7 separate regions of the Homo sapiens genome follow, and all the other regions are linked to region 2. Evidence: chromatin contacts called from ENCODE Hi-C or POLR2A ChIA-PET data. All regions are on one chromosome and are shown on one strand. Each heading gives the region's core, a stretch centred on a gene start or an enhancer-like site at or near the end of the contact. The rest is flanking DNA. Distances are from core to core; before and after follow the strand shown. Region 1 holds the start of EVI5L (ecotropic viral integration site 5 like). Region 2 holds the start of ZNF557 (zinc finger protein 557). Region 3 holds the start of GTF2F1 (general transcription factor IIF subunit 1). Region 4 holds the start of SNAPC2 (small nuclear RNA activating complex polypeptide 2). Region 5 holds the start of CLPP (caseinolytic mitochondrial matrix peptidase proteolytic subunit). Region 6 overlaps LOC124904628 (a long non-coding RNA gene). Region 7 holds the start of MAP2K7 (mitogen-activated protein kinase kinase 7).

The links. Hi-C counts contacts between places; a loop is a spot of excess contacts on that map. ChIA-PET counts read pairs that join two places held with the same protein, here RNA polymerase II (POLR2A). Pooled maps may share reads with other maps.
Region 1: a pooled map shows a loop between it and region 2 (20-fold over the local background). The contact joins the promoter of EVI5L here to the promoter of ZNF557 in region 2. A Hi-C loop is called at or near these places in 1 of 37 single-sample maps with no recorded cell type and 11 of 50 pooled maps. POLR2A ChIA-PET finds 5 or more read pairs at or near these places in 2 of 52 experiments (K562 and OCI-LY7).
Region 3: a pooled map shows a loop between it and region 2 (16-fold over the local background). The contact joins the promoter of GTF2F1 here to the promoter of ZNF557 in region 2. A Hi-C loop is called at or near these places in 5 of 50 pooled maps. POLR2A ChIA-PET finds 5 or more read pairs at or near these places in 3 of 52 experiments (CD4-positive, alpha-beta memory T cell, PC-9 and Panc1).
Region 4: a loop to region 2 is called in a map of naive thymus-derived CD4-positive, alpha-beta T cell, with 10 times the contacts of the local background. The contact joins the promoter of SNAPC2 here to the promoter of ZNF557 in region 2. A Hi-C loop is called at or near these places in 1 of 168 maps with a recorded cell type or tissue (naive thymus-derived CD4-positive, alpha-beta T cell), 1 of 37 single-sample maps with no recorded cell type and 13 of 50 pooled maps. POLR2A ChIA-PET finds 5 or more read pairs at or near these places in 4 of 52 experiments (CD4-positive, alpha-beta T cell, MCF 10A, Panc1 and 1 more).
Region 5: a loop to region 2 is called in a pooled map, with 14 times the contacts of the local background. The contact joins the promoter of CLPP here to the promoter of ZNF557 in region 2. A Hi-C loop is called at or near these places in 2 of 168 maps with a recorded cell type or tissue (CD8-positive, alpha-beta T cell and sigmoid colon), 1 of 37 single-sample maps with no recorded cell type and 12 of 50 pooled maps. POLR2A ChIA-PET finds 5 or more read pairs at or near these places in 5 of 52 experiments (B cell, CD4-positive, alpha-beta T cell, HepG2 and 2 more).
Region 6: a loop to region 2 is called in a pooled map, with 6 times the contacts of the local background. The contact joins the enhancer-like site here to the promoter of ZNF557 in region 2. A Hi-C loop is called at or near these places in 2 of 50 pooled maps. POLR2A ChIA-PET finds 5 or more read pairs at or near these places in 3 of 52 experiments (OCI-LY7, PC-3 and activated CD8-positive, alpha-beta memory T cell).
Region 7: a pooled map shows a loop between it and region 2 (15-fold over the local background). The contact joins the promoter of MAP2K7 here to the promoter of ZNF557 in region 2. A Hi-C loop is called at or near these places in 7 of 50 pooled maps. POLR2A ChIA-PET finds 5 or more read pairs at or near these places in 4 of 52 experiments (AG04450, WTC11, activated B cell and 1 more).

Annotation. Positions count from the first base shown.
Region 1 is chr19:7,828,862-7,831,694 of GRCh38, reverse strand. EVI5L (ecotropic viral integration site 5 like) reads right to left here and starts at 1,477. Exons shown (of 20, transcript NM_001159944.3): 1 at 1,314-1,477. RefSeq lists a silencer at 1,381-1,620.
Region 2 is chr19:7,068,315-7,071,014 of GRCh38, reverse strand. It overlaps ZNF557 (zinc finger protein 557), which reads right to left and starts at 1,312. Exons shown (of 8, transcript NM_024341.3): 1 at 1,242-1,312; 2 at 362-453.
Region 3 is chr19:6,391,717-6,394,416 of GRCh38, reverse strand. GTF2F1 (general transcription factor IIF subunit 1) reads left to right here and starts at 1,253. Exons shown (of 13, transcript NM_002096.3): 1 at 1,253-1,433; 2 at 1,514-1,560; 3 at 2,443-2,515. The coding sequence starts at 1,422. MIR6790 (microRNA 6790) reads left to right here and starts at 1,434; the gene lies at 1,434-1,496. It also overlaps the pseudogene LOC390877.
Region 4 is chr19:7,918,956-7,921,655 of GRCh38, reverse strand. It overlaps SNAPC2 (small nuclear RNA activating complex polypeptide 2), which reads right to left and starts at 1,318. Exons shown (of 5, transcript NM_003083.4): 1 at 1,107-1,318; 2 at 114-233. The coding sequence starts at 1,289. It overlaps TGFBR3L (transforming growth factor beta receptor 3 like), which reads right to left. Exons shown (of 7, transcript NM_001419781.1): 7 at 2,559-2,700. RefSeq lists enhancers at 1-90, 1,791-2,290 and silencers at 759-958, 1,039-1,268.
Region 5 is chr19:6,360,125-6,362,824 of GRCh38, reverse strand. CLPP (caseinolytic mitochondrial matrix peptidase proteolytic subunit) reads right to left here and starts at 1,294. Exons shown (of 6, transcript NM_006012.4): 1 at 1,053-1,294; 2 at 885-956; 3 at 283-379. The coding sequence starts at 1,250. It also overlaps a transcript of ACER1 not described here. RefSeq lists an enhancer at 1-619 and a silencer at 818-1,047.
Region 6 is chr19:7,806,362-7,809,098 of GRCh38, reverse strand. The region is part of intron 1 of LOC124904628 (a long non-coding RNA gene); the gene reads right to left. Among named protein-coding and RNA genes, the nearest start is that of EVI5L, 22 kb to the left of the region's middle. Within about 2 kb of position 1,463, at least 2 of the 41 ENCODE cell types and tissues checked have a DNase peak (open chromatin) inside an H3K27ac peak, as active enhancers do; they include PC-3, where a contact is called at or near this core.
Region 7 is chr19:7,902,586-7,905,285 of GRCh38, reverse strand. It overlaps MAP2K7 (mitogen-activated protein kinase kinase 7), which reads right to left and starts at 1,409. Exons shown (of 11, transcript NM_145185.4): 1 at 1,218-1,409. The coding sequence starts at 1,341. LOC124904630 (a long non-coding RNA gene) reads left to right here and starts at 1,772. Exons shown (of 2, transcript XR_007067121.1): 1 at 1,772-1,865; 2 at 2,537-2,700. RefSeq lists enhancers at 367-906, 1,555-2,132 and a silencer at 848-1,197.

The DNA of each region.
Region 1 (2,833 bases), core at 228-2,727, 760 kb before region 2:
GGCATAAATCAGGGGGCGGGCAGTGGTTCCTTCGGGACACTAGTGTAGGAGAGAAAGTGAGCGTCCTTCCCTTTGAAAGGGCACAGCAGGGAAGGATGGATAACTTGGCAGAGGCCTGGGGCAGGTTCCCACAGGGGTAGGTGCTGGGGGATTCTGGGGCCCTGTCACCCTCCAAGGCTCCAGTGTGGGCGCTGGTTTGGTGGAGGGGCAAGTTGGCTTCCTGGGGTGCGGCAGGCACCTCATGGTCTCTGGAATCTCTGCTTGAGCTGGGGGAGCTGTCGGGGACTCTGGGAGGGCCTGGACAGGTGGGATCTGAGGAGGGGTGCAGAAGTGTTGAGTGGGTGGGGGCAGGGGCAGATATGCCTGGGGTCTATGTTGGAGCTCTTAAGTTTTTCTGTGTGTGCTGGGGGATCTAAGTGACTGTGTGTGTGTGTGTGTGTGTGTGTGTGTGTGTGTGTGTGTGTGTGTTTGGGGTTTTCAGAAAGATGGGTGGCTCTGGATGGGGAGTGGGGTGGTTCAGAATATCCAACGGGAGGTCTTGAGCATGGGTGGATTTTTCAGGATCCAGGAGCCAGGATCCAGATGGGGCAGGATCAGTGGAGCTACCACAGTGTGCTGGGTGGACGCCGGGGAGTGGTGTTTAGGGGTGCCCTTGGGCATGTGGCAGCTGGGGTGGGAGATGGGCTAGCAGGCTGAGCTGAGGGCTGTGGGCAGGGGTAGGAAATCCGACTTACAGAGGCCAGAGAGGGGTCCTGTGGGGTCAGCATGGGGGGCGGGTAGGCCCTGAGGCTGGTCTCCTTGGGGAGAGGTGGGGGCAGTTCTGGGCCCAAGATAGGAGGACGTGAAGTGAGGGGGTGCGGGGAGGGGGTGGCAAGTGTTGTCCAGAAGGGAGGGGTCCTGAGAGATCAGGGCAGAAGGTGGACGGGGGTTCTTGGGCTTGGGGGGCGCTTCTGAGGGGCTGATCGGCGGAGTGGGGGGATGGGGAGCCCTGAGGGGGTTCCCGGAGAGGAGTCCTGAGGGTCACTGCAAAGGGTGGACGGGGGTCCTGGGCCTGCGGGGTCCTCATGGGGAGGGGACGGAGTGGGGGAGGGGGATCCTGCAGGAGCTCCTGGGGAGGGGTCCGGAGGGATCGGCAACGAGGGTGGGCAGGGGCCAGGGTCCTCCGAAGGTCCCGGGCTGGGGATGCCGAGGCTCCCAGCGCGGGTTCCGGGGCACGACGGCCCGAGTTGCGGTCCTGCCGGTTCCCCGCGGGCCGCATCACGGAGCCGCCGGCCTGAGCAGGCGCCCGGGAGGCCCGGCCCGCGCCGCCCTACCTGCGCCGAGCGCGCCGCCATCTCCGTGCCGAGCCTCGCCGCCCCGGGCTGAGCCGCCGGATCCTAGCCGCGCCGTTCGCCCCGCAGCCCCGGCCCGGCCCCCTCAGCCGCCCCCCGGGACCGCGGCCGCCGCCGGCTCCGCCGCTGCCATTTCACCCGCTGACAGGAGCCGCTGCCCCGCCCCCGAGGCCCCATCCGCCAATTCGCCGCCCCCAGGCGCCCTGGCCCCGCCCACCAGCCAGGAGTGACGGGGTGTCTGACCATTCCGTGGCCATTCCGTGAGGCGGGCCCTGGCTACGTTCAGAAGGTTGCCGCCTCTGAGGAGAGAGCGAATTGAAATGAGGGAAGCGGTGAAGGACAGGTAGTTTTGCGTATCGGAATGAGGAATCCTATTGATCAACACCTGATAAGACCAATAGCAAGGAAAGTGGGGGTGTGTCCGTGAGGAAAGGCTGCGGCCCTGAGGAACACCAGGCAGACGCGGCCAAGCGTTTGGCACTAAGCCCCGCCCAGAGCCGGGCTTTCTGCCCAATAACGAGACGCCCCGAGACGTCCATTATTATCTGCCCCTCAAACCTGGGCCCTGGCAACTGCTGGGGGCGCCATAAAGAAGATTGACACCTAGGGAACCAATGCTACTGAAGGAGGGCGGGAAAGTGACACTCTCTGACCAATGGGTATGTGAGATTGGTGGGAGCATTGGCGTCCTGGGCGGTGGGGCTTGAGGCCTGGGTTGAATGAAATGGGGGTGGGGCTAAGAGGAGGGCGTGGCCTAGGCCAGAGATGGGGCGGGGTCAAGCAAGGGAGGGGCTCGGGGGTTGGGTCTGAGAAGGGGCGTGGCCAGAAATCCTGAAGACTCACTGGGGACGTGATGGCACCGTGTCGTCTAGGAGCCCAGTTCTGTGCTGGGGACGGGGCGGTTGATATTGGGGGCGGGTCCCATAAAAGATTCAGGCCCGTCCCCTGTCTTACTCCAGGCCAGGTTAAATGTGTTCTCTAAAGCTCACAGAGCCGCGTGTTTCTCCATCAAAGCTCGGTTCGCGCCGTGATCGTGGGGAGGGATAGGCCCTCCCATTCCCCATCCTCCCAGGCTGATAGATCCTCGGGGAGTCGGGATGCAGGGCCTAGGTCGGGTCTCTTCCAGGTCCCCAGCATGGAAACTGCTTATAAACATTTGATGAATGAATGAATGAAAATGGGCCCGTGACTCTTTTAACAGAGAAGGGAGAGGTGGAGAATCCTTCAAGCTAGAGAGGAATTCGTAGGGACAGTTACTGACAGCGGGCAAGACTGACCAAAATGGACTTATTTCCTCCCCAAGATGTAGGGATGGGCCCTGGAGGGGGTGGGGCAGGGAAGGACCTTGTCATAGCAGAGAGGGTGACGTCATAAGTGTGTTTTTATTTATTTATTTTTCAGAGACAGGGTCTCGCTCTGTGTCCCAGTTTGCAGTGCAGTGATGCGAACATAGCTCAATGCAGCCTCGAACTCTTGGACTCCAATGATCCTCCCGCCTCAAC
Region 2 (2,700 bases), core at 63-2,562:
GTGGGTGGATCACCTGAAGTCAGGAGTTCGAGACCAGCCTGGCCAACATGGCAACACCCCATCTTTACTAAAAATACAAAAATTAGCTGGGCGTGGTGGTGCACCCTTGTCATTCCAGCTACTTGGGAGGCTGAGGCAGGAGAACTGCTTGAACCTGGGAGGCAGATGTTGCAATGAGCTGAGATCGCACCACTGCACTCCAGGCTGGGCAACGGAGTGAGACTCTGTCTCAAAAAAAAAAAAAAAAATACCCTCACTGTTAGTGAGTCCTTGTGTTTACAACCTGAACACAGGAAAAATCCATTCACAGGTTTTCTACACAGTGGAGTCTTGCAACTTGCAGGTTCTACACGGTACCTACCTGATCATACAGAAGTCCACGGATCAGTGAGGATAGGTGAAACTTGAGGCTGGTTTCAACACAAATCTGAGCTTGAATTATACTTTTTTCGTCTAAATAAAAAGGGCACAAAAATCGCTTATGAGGCCTTTTGTAGGGAGTAATATGTACGTATAGTAAAATGTATTTACTGAGACTAATACAGTTGTTGCATAGAAAGACCACCCCATTCACTTAAAAAAAATTGATTTAAAGAATAAGAACCCAGGCTACTGGCTGTGCCTGAATTCACCAGATTCCTATCCAGCCATCTGGTCCCTAAAATGGGACAAGAAGCTTAAAGCTGTTTTCATCTGACTTGCTTAACTCATTTGGCTGGAGATTGTATGGTGACTCCAGATGCTTTAAATTCGTCACTTTAGGCCTTATAAGTGGACTCGGCTGAATTCTAAATAATTTCTACAGTGTATTCAGGACTGCAGAGATTTTAATGCCCTCCAGCAGGGTTTCCCAACCTGGGCACTAATGACATTTGGGGCTGGATGAGTCTTTGCTGGCGGCGGCTGCTTTACGCGCTGCAGGATGCTGAGCTGCTAGCATCCCTGGCCTCCACCCTCTAGATTACAGTAGTAGCACAGTCCCTCCTACCCTCCATTTTGTGACATCCCAAACCGTCTCCAACTATAGCCAAAAGTCCCCTGGGGCGCAGAATCGCCCCGGGTGAGGGCGACAGGGTGAGGACGACAGAGTGAGGATGACAGGGGCGCGGGGCCCGGACACCGGAGGAAACAGCAGCTTCGGGCTTAACTGAGCGCACAGCCCGAGGCCTCAGGGGCGGAAACCCGGCTCCCGGGAGGGACGCAGGCCCGCGGCTGGGGCCCCTCTCTGGACTCGGACTCACGGAATGAAGCACCTCTCGCGGAGACCGAAAGATTCTCCCAGACGCTGCAAGCGCGGCTCTTCTCACAAGACACAAGCGCGCTTCCGCTTCCGGTCTCCGGCTAGCCACACTGCACCTCCGCTTCCGGCTCCAGCTGGTCCCAGCCCAAAATGCGGCGTGTCAGGACCCCCGGGTTCAGGCTGCAGGTGCAGCAGCCGCGCACCCCAGCCTCCGGCTGAGGTGTTCTAGTTTGCTTAGTTATTAATAGAACCAGGTTGGGCCCTGGCTAGGGACAGCCGCGGAGGCAGGGTCGTCCTGGCGCGGGTCTGTGGCAGGGTTGGGGGCGGAACTAGCTCTTGAGCGGGGCTGTGGGCGGTACCAGGCCTGGAGGCGGGCCTGAGTGTTGACGGGGACCAGTTCCGGGGGCGGGGACCAACTCTGGAGCGGGGCTGTGGGCGGTACCAGGCCTGGAGGCAGGGCTGAGTGTGGGTGGAGATCAGCTCCGGGGGTGGGGAGAAGTTCTGGGGCGGGACCGTGGGCGGTACCAGGCATGGGGGCGGGGCTGTCAGGACAGAGACTAAGTTCCGGGGCGAGGTTGTGGGCGGGCATTAGGTTTGATGGGCGGATCTTGCTGTGGGTTAATACCAGGTTTGGTGGGCGAGTATGTGGACAAGATAAGGCAGTGGTGGGGCATGGAATGGGGTTGAGCTAGTAGGCTGAGAGGACAAGACTTGGTGGAGGTCAGTTTTTGGGTGTAGGGCTTTTTGTGGATTTTAAAACTGTTCAGGTAGCAGGATGCAAAATGAACTCTTTAAAGTTTTCTTCAGTCATTTCTCCACATTCACCGCCTGTTAAAATGATATAGCCACACATTTAGGGCGTGTGTGTGTGTGTGTGTGTGTGTGGCTTTTCGTTTGTTTGTTTTGAGACAGGGTCTCACTCTGTGGCCCAGGCTGGAGTGCAGTGGTGCAATCATAGCTCACTGCAGCCTCGACCTCCTGAGCTCAAGCCATCCTTCCACCCGGGCCTCCCACACTACCAAGCCTGACTATTTTTGTATTTGTTTGTAGAGAGGAGGTCTGTGTTGCCCAGGATGGTCTAGAACTCATGGCCTCAAGTCATACCCCACTTCGGCCTCCCAAAGTGCTGAGATTACAGGTGTGAGCCACACCACACCCAGCCTTTTTGTGTGATTTTGAGCTTCCTAATTTCTTTCAAAAATGGGATCATGTATGCATATTTCTCCCATCCAGAGGGGGACGAGGGGAGGGAGGACTAGGGAGGGATGTCTCCAAGTGAAAGCCAAAGCTGATTAATTGTCTAGTGCACATCTGGATCTACTGAAAAGAGAACTACATTTCTGGTGGAGAAAATAGGTGTTGGATTCATAGGAAGAAATAAAAAAGGAAATTTTAAAATTTAAGAGATCAAAAGAAAAAATGAGAAAAAATTATTAATGACATACTACTTGTTACATGTC
Region 3 (2,700 bases), core at 4-2,503, 680 kb after region 2:
GGCAAGGACTATTTCTGCCTCCCTCATTCCTATATTCCTAGGGGTTGGCGGTTCCTGACATTTAGTGGTGGATGAGAAATAAATGAAAACAGACACATCGACGGTGTCTGTAGTTCATGGCCCAACTTTTGTGTCTTGCCCGCCTTCCCTTTGCTTAGCCAACTCCTATGCATCCCTCAGTGCCCAACTGAAACCTCCCCTCTTCTCTGAGCCCTCAGAGCCCCGCTGTGCTTCTCCTGCTCCTTCCTGGGTTGTAGATTCCCATGCTGTGACTCTGTCTCTTCCACGACACTGTAACCCTCGAGAGGACACTGTAATCCTCCGTGGGGAGCTGGTTTGACAGATTCACCTTGCGGGGCCCCGAACCCAGGAGGTGCTGGAGTATTTGCGAAGTGGAGCAATGAATGGTTGCGCCGTGAGCATGCGCAGTTGTGTTACTGCCATGATTCGGGGGATGTGTGCATGCCTGGAACGGGGTAGGGGATCCTGCATCTCCCTCCTGTTCTCGGCAGCTTCCTTCCCTTCCCCCCAGGAAGCCAGCCAGCCGCCCCCGCGACGTTACCCTTCTCCTGGGGCCTCAGAGCCCTGCCCATCTCGGGCAGCTTGGACTTGCAAAGACCCATCCGGCCAGCAGCTCTTGGGGTGGTCGCGCCCCGACCCCGCCCAGGCTCTGACCCCTCCTGGCTCGGCTCAACGTCACAAGGGTCCCCGCCCCGGTCATTTTGCGGGAATGACGGGGTCCACCCCTTCGGGGTAGGGGGAGGAAATGAACCCCAAACAGACCCATGGGGAGCCAAGCGGCGGTTCGACCCGACCCGAGTAGGCCTCGGTTGCTATGGTGACGCGGCCTTCTGGGCCCCCCAGGTCCAGAGCGGCAAGGCGCATGCGCAAAGTGCCTGGGAGCCCGCAAGGGGGATTCGTCTCCCTCTTCCCACCCAGGATGCCCCACGGTCCTTGGGTGCTGACGTCACGAGAGAGGGCGGTCCCCCATTTGATGAAGTTAACCGCGTTATATACAAGAGCGCCAGCGACAGAGGCCCGTTAGTTTATCTCAGACTCGGCCTAGGTTTGCTGAGTCTAAAAAGGGACCGCGGTGGACCTTTTGAGGTGACCATAGCCGCCGAGGAGCATAAGTGACTGCGCACTGAGGTGGCCACAGTCGCTAAGAAGGTTGCCATCGCGACGCGGCTGCTCGAGGGTTTCGCTTCCGGGTTAGGCGGCCGCAGAAGCGTAGACCGAGTAGCTTGAGCGCCTCTTCCGGTTACCTTTTCCCAGCGCCAGAGGCGCCTAGGGTTGGGGTCCTCGCTCAGGCACAGAGACCCGACACCGAGCGGCGGCTTCCCCGGGATCGAGGGACGCGCACGCCAGAGGAGACGAAAGGAACCCGGGTCGGACCAGATCGGAACCACTGACCATTGCCCATGGCGGCCCTAGTGAGTGTGGATTTGGCGGGGTTCGGGGGTTCCGACGGCGACCTCGGCGACCCCTCACTCACCGCTTCCTCTTTCCGCAGGGCCCTAGCAGCCAGAATGTCACTGAATACGTCGTTCGAGTTCCTAAGTAAGTCCCCAGCCCCATCTCCCACTCCTCTCCACCCCCCAAAAATGAAAACCTTCACGATCTTCTTAGCCAGCCATTTCTGGCCCTGTCTGTGGTTCTCCCTCCAGACCGGGAGAGACTTGGAGGGCAGGGCTGGGATTAAGCTGAGGCTTCTCTGGGGACAACACTGCTTTTTTGAACGAATGAATGAATGAGTGCATTAATACACGGTGATCCAGCCCCCTGGCCTAACCTTCGAGGAGTATATGGTCCCATGATGCCCAGGCCAGCTGTAAGGACATATTCCTCGTCCTGTTTCAAAGTGGTCAGGCTGTCTTTCCTTTCCAGGCCTTTGTACATCCTGTTCCTCTGCCATGAGTGCCTCCCCTCAACCCCTAAACTGTGACTCTGCTGGGTGAATTCTTGATGATTCTGCAAAACTCAACTCCAGTATCTTCCTCCTCCAGGAAATACTCCCTGCCTGTCCTCCCTCCTCCCCAAGGCTGAGTTCACAATAATCTCCACATCTTGGGTTCCCCCAAATCTTCGTCCCTCCATCTGCTCTTCTTCTGCCTGGGGTCAGGAGAGGATGGGTCTAGCTTCTCTGGCAGACTGGGAATCCTTGGAGTCTTCCGTATCCAGTGTTGCCAGGCAAAACAGGCTGAATGAAGCTGGGTGGGTTTGTTGAGTGAATTGAATTGAATTAATGATTCAATTGAATGGAATGATTGAATTGAATTAATGGTTCAATTGAATTGAGTGATTGAATTAAAGTAATGATTTGATTGAATTAACGATCCAGTTGGGTGGTTGATTGAATTAATGGTTCAATAGCATTGACTGATTAAATTAATGATTGAATTGCTGTATTGGATTGACACTACCTCTTCTCATCCACTCCAGGAATACAACCAAAAAATATAACATCATGGCTTTTAATGCAGCCGACAAAGTCAACTTTGCTACGTGGAATCAGGTAAGTCTCTGAGTCCTGGGGGTCAGGGGCTGGGGTGGTGAGAGAACTTGACCCTGACCTTGGTGGTTGTGATAGTTGCTTAACTGTCATAGTCACTAAGTCTTAATTTTCTCACTTTTCTCCAAGTGAAGAAAAGATAGATGACAAAGGGTTGGGTGCAGTAGTTCACACCTGTAATCCCAGCA
Region 4 (2,700 bases), core at 69-2,568, 850 kb before region 2:
GCCCCCCAAGCCCTGCTCCTCCTGGGGATCCCCTAATCAGGTTATCCCCCGCAACTCCCACCTACCCACCAGGGACCTGCCCTGGACAGCCTCACCCTGTTCATCTGCCTCACCTCTATGGGGGCTGGGGGCTGTGCCTCCCGGCGCCTTGGTCCCTGAAGGCCACCCGGATGCACTTTCTGAATGGCCTCCCGGGCTACGCGGCCCTTGAGCTGCTGGAGGAAGACCCGGATCTAGAAAGGAAAGAGGCGGCGGAATGAGGCTTCTATGAGCTCAGGGCTGCAGCAGAGAAGCCAAAGCCCAATCCCTTGTATGCTCTGGGCCCCGCTACTGCGCCTTAGTCTCCTGCTGGCCCGGTGTTAGGAGTCCCAGTGACTGCCAAGGCCCCTACCCCACCCAGAGCGTGACCAGCTACCTAAGGAAGTTGTAAGGCCCAGGCCAGTTCCGGCTCCTTCACGCAGCCAGGGCCCAACCCTATGCTGACTACTACCCCGTTCAACTCCCTTCTTCGTCCCCTCTTCTCTATTCCCTCTCACTTCAAGCTCGTATCCTGTCCAACAGCATGCGTTGCTTTTCGCCCGGACTCGGCAGCATCTTACTCCCAGTTCATTCCGCCCGTTTAGCCCTCGCCTCACCCACGCATTACCCCGAGGCTCGCCCCGCCTTTAAAGCTTGCCCTCATCCCGCCCACGCCCCTCCCACGCCTTACTCCCAAAACGGCCCCGCCCTTAAGTCTTGCTATTAACCCGCCCACGCCCCGCCCCCAGGCTCGTCCTGCCCCTCAAACTCACCCACCCACTCTCCAAACCTCAGCGGCACGCACGCCCCGCCCCCGGCATCGCCCCGCCCCTCCGCTTCACTTATGCCCCGCCCACGTCTAGCTCCCAAGCTCGCCCCGCCCCTAGGTCTTCTCTTCCCGTCCACGCCCCGCCCCTCACCCCGCCCAGGCTCACCCACTAACGCCCCGCCACTCAGCCCCACGCCACGCCCCCGCTCGCTTACATTCCTGGCCCCGCCCCGCTGGCTCCTGCCGCAGCCCCGCCCACTCTCCGCCCCACCCCAGCCCCGCCTCCAGCCTGGCTCCGGTCCCGAGAACCGCATCTCACCTCAGCCTCGCTCCGGCCCCGCAGCTCCCGGGCCAGCTCGGTGGCGTCCGGCTCCGGCTGGCCCTGCCGCGCCTGCAGGAGTCGCACTAGCTGCCGCTTCTCGCGAGCGCTCCAGGTCGCGGGACCGGTCACCTCGCCCAGATAGCGCGCCGGGGCCGCTCGCCGCCTGGGAGGTGGCTTCATGCCGCTCAGAAAGAGGCAGGCGCTGTAAGGTCGCTTCTCCGATGGGCGGAGCTACGGGGGCCGCCGAGGTCAGAAAGAACCGCGCGGAGGCGGACGCGCGTGGGGGCGTGGCTTCGCGTTTGGAGGCCCGGGGAACCGCCCCAATGGAAGTGAAGGGGAGATCGGCACCGGAACTGGGGCGGGGCGAAGGAGACCCTCAGCCTGCACTTTATCTCATTCATGAAGTGGAGACGACACCTTGGATCCCATGCCCTCCCTCTGTTGCTGGACTAACTCATGAAGCTACTACTGTGTGCTTTGCTTCTCGCAGAGGGGTGGGTTCTGGCCGAAAGGTCAAGTCCGAAGATCCAGTCGGTCAAGAGCCTGGGCTCTGGGGTCAGACAGGCCTGGGGACTTTGGGCAAGTGATTTAGCCTTGCCGAGCCTCAGTTTCCTCCTCTGTAGACTGGGGCTGATAGTCCCACTCTTGTCTGTGTAAGGTAGAGTGGAGCTCGGGCAGGAGGGATTTAAGGAGCTCTAGACTAGACTGACAATCTAAGAGGAGGGCGAAGTCCAGACCAGGAGGGAACTGGAGCAGAGGCAGAAGGTCGAAGCGGAGCTAGGGCAGGGTCCGGGCGGGGGTAATGGAGAGCGGAGAAGGCCTGGCTTGAGAAAGATCGCAGGAGGCAGATGGGCAGGTGTCCGGGTAAGGAGAGGAGGGAGGGGGAAGGTTTATTTTAAACTTACGCTTGTGGGGTTGGGTGCCGCTTTTTTTTTTTTTTTAGACAGATTTTTGCTCTTGTTGCCCAGGCTGCAGTGCAATGGCGCGATCTCGGCTCACTGCAACCTCTGCCTCCTGGGTTCAAGCGATTCTCCTGCCTCAGCCTCCCCAGCAGCTGGGATTATAAGCACGCGCCACTACGCCCTGCTAATTCTTTTTTTGTTACTTTTTTTAGTAGGGACGGGGTTTCACCATGTCGGCCACGCTGGTCTGGAACTCCTGACCTCAAGTGATCCACCCACCTCGGCCTCCCAATGTGCTGGGATTACAGGCGGGAGCCACCGCGCCCGGCCGGGTGTCGCTTTCTGTTTGAGACAAAACGCCCTACAGTCTCCCATGGCCTGGGAGTGCACACGGGTATATGGGCATATGGGCCCCGTCCCCAGGCTCCACCCCTGTAAGTCACGATTTCTCAGGAATACCCCCCAAGTCCTGCTCCCAGCTTTCTCCCCAAGCCTCCCCACCTATCCCCCACCCCGCACGTTGCGCGCTCACTGACTGCACCAGAACTTAGCCGGTCAGTCCAGAGGTTTATTTTGAGCACAGGTGGGAGGGACAGGGGGAGGAGAGAAGCGCAGGGGTCGTGGCCTCATCAGGTCCGAGGTCCAGGGAGGCGGGTCCGGTCCTGTTGGTCCTGGTCCCGAATTGGTAG
Region 5 (2,700 bases), core at 45-2,544, 710 kb after region 2:
TGAGCCACTGTGCCCGGCCTAAAATCTACCAATTTTTAAATGTCAGCCGGGTCAGGTTGGCAGAACAGTATGTGCAGGATCAAAGAGGCCACATCCTGACTTGTGAACCGAGGCTCAAAAGCCAGCAACAGGCACCTTTTGGTGGTTTAAAGCCACTTCTGGAACTCTGACGCTCTGCACCCTTTCCCAGAGAGAGAACATCCCTGACCCGGGATTCTGGTCCCCTGAGTCACCCGTGTGCCCTGACGAGTGCCCCTGGCACCCAGGAAAGACCCTGCTCACCAGGGCTGTTGATGTACATGTGGATGGGCTTCTTGTTGCTCTCGGATTGCAGGAAGAGGAGCTGTGCGATAACAAGGCTGGCAACGCTGTCATCGATCTGCAGGTGGAGAGGGCAGGGGTGTCCCCAGATTCGGGGTGGGGAGAGAGTTTTAAGGGAGGCTGGGGATGGGTCAGGGAACCAGGAAGGGGGACCAGAGCCCAAAGTAAAAGGGATGGGGAAGAATTTAGGCCCCAGAAGGGGATGGGGAGAGAGTAGTGGAGAGGACCCAGGGGGTTTGGAGCACAGGAAGGGGGGAGTCAGGGGGCTAGGGACACAGGAAAGGAAGGGGTGAGAATGGCTGGGGAGAGTCTTGAGCGTAGGAATGAGGGGAGCGGTGCCAGGTGTCAGGAAGGAAGTCGGAGATTAAGAGCCGAGGAGCAGAGAAGGGGTGAGGAGCGGGTTGGGGGACCGGGAGCCAGGAGGGGAGTCAGAAGGGGAGGGAAGGGGGTTAGAAGGGGAGCGGAGCCTGAGGGAAAGTCTGGGGCCAGGGAAGGAGGGGCGCAGGGAGTGTCGGCAGGCGCTTGGGAGAGTCCTGGGGAGGGTCCCGGCGCGGGGCGCTCACCGGGCCCATGACGCACACGATGCGCTCCCGCAGCAGCCGCGAGTAGATGTCATAGGCGCGCTCGCCGCGACCCTGGGGGTAGAAAGATGGAGGTGAGGGGCCGGGGCAGCCAGCCGATCCCCACCCAGCCCGGAGCCCCCGAACCGTGTCCCCGCCCGGCCGCCGTACCGTCTGCTCCACCACGATGGGAATGAGCGGGAGAGCCCGGGTCGCCGTCGCGTGCAGGCACCGCTGCAGGGCCAGGCCGTTCTGGAGTGTCCGCTGCGGCGGCCGCTGCGCTGGAAAGTGAGCGGCGAGGCGAGGCCCCAGCGCGGGGTACCTGCATGACGCCACCCGGGCCCCCCCTACCAATATTCCGGGCCACATCCCTCCGCACGCCCCGGTCGGCTTCCGTCCGATGGCGGAACTACAGCTTCCGGCGTGCTTTGCGCCTGGGAGCTCGCTCGCTAGGCCGCTCACTTCCAGGAGTCTGGGCGGGCGCCATTAAGGGTGAGGCGGGGATAGGGACGGAGCCTGAAAGGGAGGAGCCAATGAAGTAAATTGAGTGGGCAGGGCTGGAGAAGTTTTAGAGTCTCCAGTTCGAGTCCCCTTACCGACCAATTCGTCTTCTTTTTTTTTTTTTTTTGAGACGGAGTCTTGCTCTGTCACCCAGGCTGGAGTGCGGTGGCACGATGTTGGGTCACTGCAACCTCTGCCTTCTGGGTTCAAGCCATTCTCCTGGCTCAGCTGCCCCAGTAGCTGGGATTACAGATGCACACCACTGCACCCGGTTAATTTTGTTATTTTTAGTAGAGATGGGTTTCACCTTGGCCAGGCTGGTCTTGAACTCCTGACCTCGTGATCTTCCCACCTCGGCCTCCCAAAGTACTGGGATTACAGGCGTGAGCCACCGCGCCCGGCCTCGTCTTCGTTTTCTACTGTTTCTGCTTTATTTATTTTTATTTTTTTGAGACAGAATCTCACTCTGTGGCCCAGGCTGGAGTGCAGTGGCGCCATCCTAGCTCAATGTGGCCTCAAATTTCTGGGCCCAAGCAACCCTCCCTCCCACCTTGCTCTCCAGAGTAGCTGGGACTACAGTTGTGTGCTACCACATCTGGCAAATATATATATATATGTATTAGAGATGGGGTCTTACTATGTCGCCCAGGCTGGTCTCAAACTCCTGGCCTCAAGTGATCCTCCCACCTTTGCCTCCCAAAGTGCTGGGACTACAGGCATGAGCCACCACACCCCACTTATTCCTTATTTTAAAAATAGCTGCAGGGCCGGGCACAGTGGCTCACGCCTGTAATCTTAGCACTTTGGGAGGCTGAGGTGGGCGGATCACGAGGTCAGGAGATCGAAACCATCCTGGCTAACACGGTGAAACCGCGTCTCTACTAAAAATACAAAAAATTAGCCGGGCGAGGTGACGGGCACCTGTAGTCCCAGCTACTCAGGAGACTGAGGCAGGAAAATGGTGTGAACCTGGGAGGTGGAGCTTGCAGTGAGCTGAGATGGCGCCTCTGCACTCCAGCCTGGGCGACAGAGCCAGACACCGTCTCAAAAAAAAAAAAAAAAGCTGCAGTGTTCCCACAGCTCATCTTGGAAGAGGGGTCCCAGAGAGGACTTAGCCTGGGTCTTGGCCTTGAAGAGCTTCCAGCCTGGTGTGGCCGACTTCTACTGAGACCTCCTCATTCATTTTTTGGCCACCTGTGGAGTAGATTGTGGGAGCCCAGAGAAGGGTGTTGTGGATTCTTCCTGGAGATCAGACCGGAAAGCATTCCTAGGAGAAGCAGGTATTGGAATTGGGCTTTGCAGGATAAGTAGGAGTTTG
Region 6 (2,737 bases), core at 214-2,713, 740 kb before region 2:
ACTACCTAGTTCCAGAACATTCTCATCTCCCCAAAAGGACACCCCATAGTTATTTATTTATTTATTTATTTATTTATTTATTTATTTATTTATTTTGAGACGGAGTCTCACTCTGTCGCCCAGGCTGGAGGGCAGTGGTGCAATCTCGGCTCACTGCAAGCTCCGCCTCCCGGGTTCATGCCATTCTCCTGCCTCAGCCTCCTGAGTAGCTGGGACTACAGGTGCCTGCCACCATGCCTGGCTAATTTTTTGTATTTTTGGTAGAGACGGGGTTTCACCGTGTTAGCCAGGAAGGTCTTGATCTCCTGACCTCATGATCCACCCGCCTCGGCCTCCCAAAGTGCTGGGATTACAGGCATGAGCCACTGCGCCCGGCCTATTTATTTATTTTTGTTTTTGTTGAGAGAGGGTCTTCTTCTGTCACCCAGGGTGACTGCAGTGGCACAATCATGGTTGAGTGCAGCCTCAGCCTCCTGGGCTCAAGCAATCTTCCCACCTCTGCCTCCTGAGTAGCTGGGGACGTGGGCATGTGCCACCGTGGTCAGCTAATTTTCAAATGTTTTGTAGAGATGGGGCCTTGCTATGTTGCCTAGGCTGGTCTCAGACTCCTGGCCTCAAGTAATCTTCCTCCCCTGGCCTCCCAAGGTACTGGGATTACAGACGTGAGCCACCATGCCCAGCCCCCCATACTTACTAAGCAGTCACTCCACATTCCTGCCTTCCTGCAGCCTTGGAAAACCCTAATCTGTTTTGGCCTCCCAAAGTGCTGGGATTACAGACGTGAGCCACTGTGCCCGGCTAACAAATTGTTTTCTGCCCATGCATTTATGTATTGTATGTGACGCATTTGTGCTAGAATAGCAGAGTTGCAGCAGAGAGCCCTCGAGGCCCAAAAATATTTACTATTTGGCCCTTTTCAAATGTTTGCCAACCTTTGGTCTAGAAGGTTACATTCTGGAGCAAACAGATCATAGACAGATAAAGAAAGGCAGATGCTAAAATCAGCCGGGCGTGGTGGCAGGCACCTGTAGCCCCAGCTACTCGGGAGGCTGAGGCAGGAGAATGGTGTGAACCCGGGAGGTGGAGGTTGCAGTGAGCCGAGATCGCGCTACTGCACTCCACTGGGCGATAGAGCAAGACTCCGTCTCAAAAAAAAAAAAAAAAAAAAAGAAAGAAAGAAAAGCAGATCCTGAATCTGGTCCCCTCCACTCACCCGCGCTTCCCAGTTATGAAAGGCAACACAATCTCCACATCTTCTTTCTTGGGTTTTGGGTTGGTTTGAGTTGGGGCCACGAAGGGAAGTGAAAATGATGTGGTCCTCATTGCTTTCACAGTTTCAAACCCAACTCCAGTGTTTATCAGCTGATGGGCTGTGGGCAGGTGACTCATCTCTGAGCCACTATGCTCATAGGTAAAATGAGAATGAGGGCGGCTGTGTTACCGGATTCTTTGAGGTCATATCCAAAAAACACATAGCACAAAATAAATGCTCATGAGATGCAGAGGCCAGGTGTGGTGGCTTATGCCTGTGATCCCAGCACTTTGTTTTTCTGTTTGTTTTGTTTTGAGACAGAGTCTTGCTCTGTCACCCAGGCTGGGTGCAGTGGCAAGATCTCGGCTCACTGCAAACTCCACCTCCCAGGTTCAAGCGATTCTGCTGCCTCAGGCTCCCAAGTAGCTGGGATTACGGGCTCCCGCCACCAAGCCCGGCTAATTTTTGTATTTTTAGTAGAGATGGGATTTTGCCATGTTGGCCAGGCTGGTCTCGAACTCCTGACCTCGGGTGATCCACCTGCCTCGGCCTCCCAATGTGCTGGGATTACAGGCGTGAGCCGCTGCACCCGGCCACTGTAATCCCAGCACGTTGGGAGGCCAAGGTGGGAGGATCGCTTGAGTCCAGGAGTTCCAGACCAGCCCAGGAAACATAGTGAGACCCTGTCTTTACAGACAAAAAATTAGCTGGGTGTGGTGCCGTGAGCCTGTGGTCCCAGCTGCTCAGGAGCCTGAGGCAGGAGAATCCCTCAAGCCCAGCAGGTTGAGGCTGCAGTGAGCTGAGACTGCCAAAGATTGCGCCACTGCACTCCAGCCCAGGTGACAAAGCGAGACTCGGTCTCAAGAAAAAAAAAAAAGAAAAGATACAAAAAAAAACAAGAATAAACCCTATTGAATTGGAGGTACTGAGGTGAATTCATGGTTTTCAAAATATAAAGATAAATATAGAAATAAGTTTGTGTGTGTGTGTGTGTGTGTGTGTGTGTGTGTGTGTTCCCATTTATCTACTAAGAGGACCTGGGAGCCACATACCCCAGTAACAATGGGCACACTTAACACCCAGATCATTTCTAACTGCCAATCTCCACCTAGCCCAGGGCTTTTTGGAAAAATGAGAGCAGCCTGGGCAACATAGCAAGACCCATTTCTACAAAAAATTTAAAAATTAGCCAGGCGTGGTGGCGTGCTCCTGTAGTCCTAGTTACTTGGGAGGCTGAGGCAGGGTTGGGGGGGACAAAAGCCTAGAACATCTAGTTAGGCCAGGAAGGAAGAAAAAACGATCAGCAAAAAACCAATAGGAATATGTCAAAAGGACCCAGAAGCCAGAGAGAAAAGCTTTCACTGGCCAAATTAAAGATAATTTAAGCATCGAAGGGGAAAAAAAAGAACGTCAGCAAAATGGCAGAGTAAAATTTGCCTTTCTACAAAAGCAATGAAAAAAACTGGCAAAATTTGACAGAATCAA
Region 7 (2,700 bases), core at 160-2,659, 830 kb before region 2:
TGGGGTGCCCAGATACGGGGGTACCTTTCTCGCCTGCCATAATGACTCCATAGAGAGAACTAAATAAACTACGAAGGTCACATCAGAGGAGACAAGAGAGAATTTTACTGGGTCAAGAAAGACACAAAAAGGATCATGGGTCAGGGGTGGTGTTCACAGGGTTTGAAAATCTAATTTCCTCCAGCCCAGAGGATTTAGAGACCAGGATCTTGGGGAAAAAGCCGGGAGACTAGATATGGTCAGTGTTCCCAGGCCAGGTGTGTGTGAAGCGAGAGGTACTGATCTAGGATGACAAGGTGTCAGGGAGGTAGGTACCGAGGTGGTGGGACTGATCAGAAAGCAGGTGGATGTATGCTGGGGCGCGGCGGGAGCAGGCCTAGAGTCACACTGGCCCCAGGTGTCCCCAGGTCAGGTGGGTGTGGGTGTGAAGGGAAGGGGAGCCATCACTTGAACACAGGTGACAAAGTCACCGGGCTGGCTGGGGGTCGATGTGCATTTCTGGAGGTCAGACACCACACGCTCACCAAGATGGTGGCAGTGAAACTGGTCACAGGGATTTGCGGGGCCTGGTGTATGTGGGAGGGGGTCTGCTGAGCCCAATGCCATGGTCACTGTCGCCAAGAGGGGGAGAAGGGACCCCCTCCCGTCCCCCCACCTCAGACACGGTCACAGGGAGAGCGAGAGGGAGAATCCTCGGGTCAGAAGAGATGGGGAGGGGCTCTATGTGGTCAAGTAACCTCAGGTGTCCCCGAGCCAGGCGTGCGCGTGTGCGTAGATCGTCGCTGCACGGGGCTGACAAGCCCCCAGGCCGGGGGAGGGGGGCGCCAGACAGTCCCTGAGATGACGAGAGTGGTAGCATCAGGTCAACAGGGACGTGTCTGTGTTTTCGGGGCGACCTGGATGTGGTCACTGTCGCGTGGAGTCGGGGAAGCCCGACCCAGAGGATCACGGCGATGGGGGCGGGTCATCAGCTGGGGGCCTCGCCTGGGTCCGGGAACTGGGCTCCCAAGCCCTGAGGGTGCGAACCCCCCGGAGCTCGCCGGCTCCACGCCCCCCGGGTCACCGTGACCCTCGCCCCGCGAGCCCGCAGCGGGGGGGGCGGAGAGGAGAGCGAGCGCCCCGGAAGCGGGGGCGGGGCCTTGTGGTGGGGGCGGGGCCTCCCGCGGCGCGCGCCCCGCCCCGCCCGCCCGCCCCCTCCCCCACGCCGCCGTGCTTACTGGGCCTGGGCCGCTGGGGGCTGATATCCAGGTTGAGGTCGATCCTCCGCCGGGCCTCCCGGTTCTCCTGCTTCAGCTTTGCTTCCAGGCGGGACAGCTTCTGTTCCAGGGAGGACGCCGCCATCTTCCCCGCCGCCACCGCCGCCGCGCACCGCCCGGCCGCCCGTCAGTCCGGCAGACAAACACCGCACTGCGCCTGCGCCCGGATGACCCCGTCGAGCCGCCGTCTCGCCCCGCACCGCGCATGCCCGCGGCGCGCACCCGCCCTTCTCCGCGTGCGAACCTCCGCGCGTGCGTGCTTCGGCTCAGCCCGAAGGATGACGCCACCTAGAGCTCGAGGCAGGCAACGTGCAACCCCCGCCTTCGTCGCCACCACCACCGTAGTGCGCATGCGCCAATTCCCGATCGCTCCTGAGAGAGGCGCTGCGAGGAAACACCATTCTTCTGAGGACGGTGGGCGGGGAAAACGGCGCGCATGCTTAGCGAGGCGAAGCCGTGTTCGCCCGCGTGGCTTTTGCGCATGCGCATTCCTGGAACCTCGTTCCCAAAGCGGCAGTCGATCCCTGGTCTCCACGGCGGTGCAGCCTCAGCCTCCTCGCTTTTCACGGTCGGCTTGGGCGTCCCTTCGGAATGCCTTCCTCACTGATGGTGCTTTATTAGGATTCCTCTTGTGCTTAATTACCTCCTAGCCTCCTGCTGGCAGCGGGGTGCCGCCTCCTCACCGTAATTAGGCTCCGTCGAGAGCCCTTTCCCTTCTTGCCAGCCCCAGCAGGCTCAGAGTTGGCCGAAGCCAGGGGGGAGGGGACGGCCATGGGAACCCAGCGGTGTGACCCCTGCCCTCGGCGACGGGGCCAAGGTCAAGGCCAGAGTTGTTGGCCAGACCCACATAGAACCTCAAGACACCCCCCTTATCTCTCTCGCACCCGGAACGTGAGCCCAGCGCCTGGACGTGGAGAATTCCTATCTGAGGAGGGGCGCTGGGGTTAGGTGCCAGTGCTTGGGCCCCCGGCAGCCTAAACCACTCCTTTAAGTGGTCCGACGGGTGCTGGGGAAATGTCCCATCTGGAACCCAGGGATCCCCCCAAGAGCGGCTTCCCTCTGCTCTTAGATGCGAGAAGGAAGTTCTGATTTTGCGGACACCCGGGAGGTGGCCAGGGCCAGGCAGACTCTGCCAAGTGCCCTTCCAGCTTCTGGTCCAACGAGGGAACACTTTGGGATGAGAGTTACCGGCTTGTCGGAACTCCTCTGGTGACGATTTGTGGGTGGAGCACACACAAGTGTAGAGTTATAGCTGAGGTCTTTACCTTTCCGTCTTCCAGGCAGCCTTCTGTGCCTCTGCTCTGAGAACATGAGACTCATCCTTGATTCTGGCACACGGGTGTTACTTGGTCACATGAAATAAAAGGTTACGGGCATGGTGGTTCACGCCTGTAATCCCAGCACTTTGGGAGGCCGAGGCGGATGGATCACGAAGTCAGGAGAG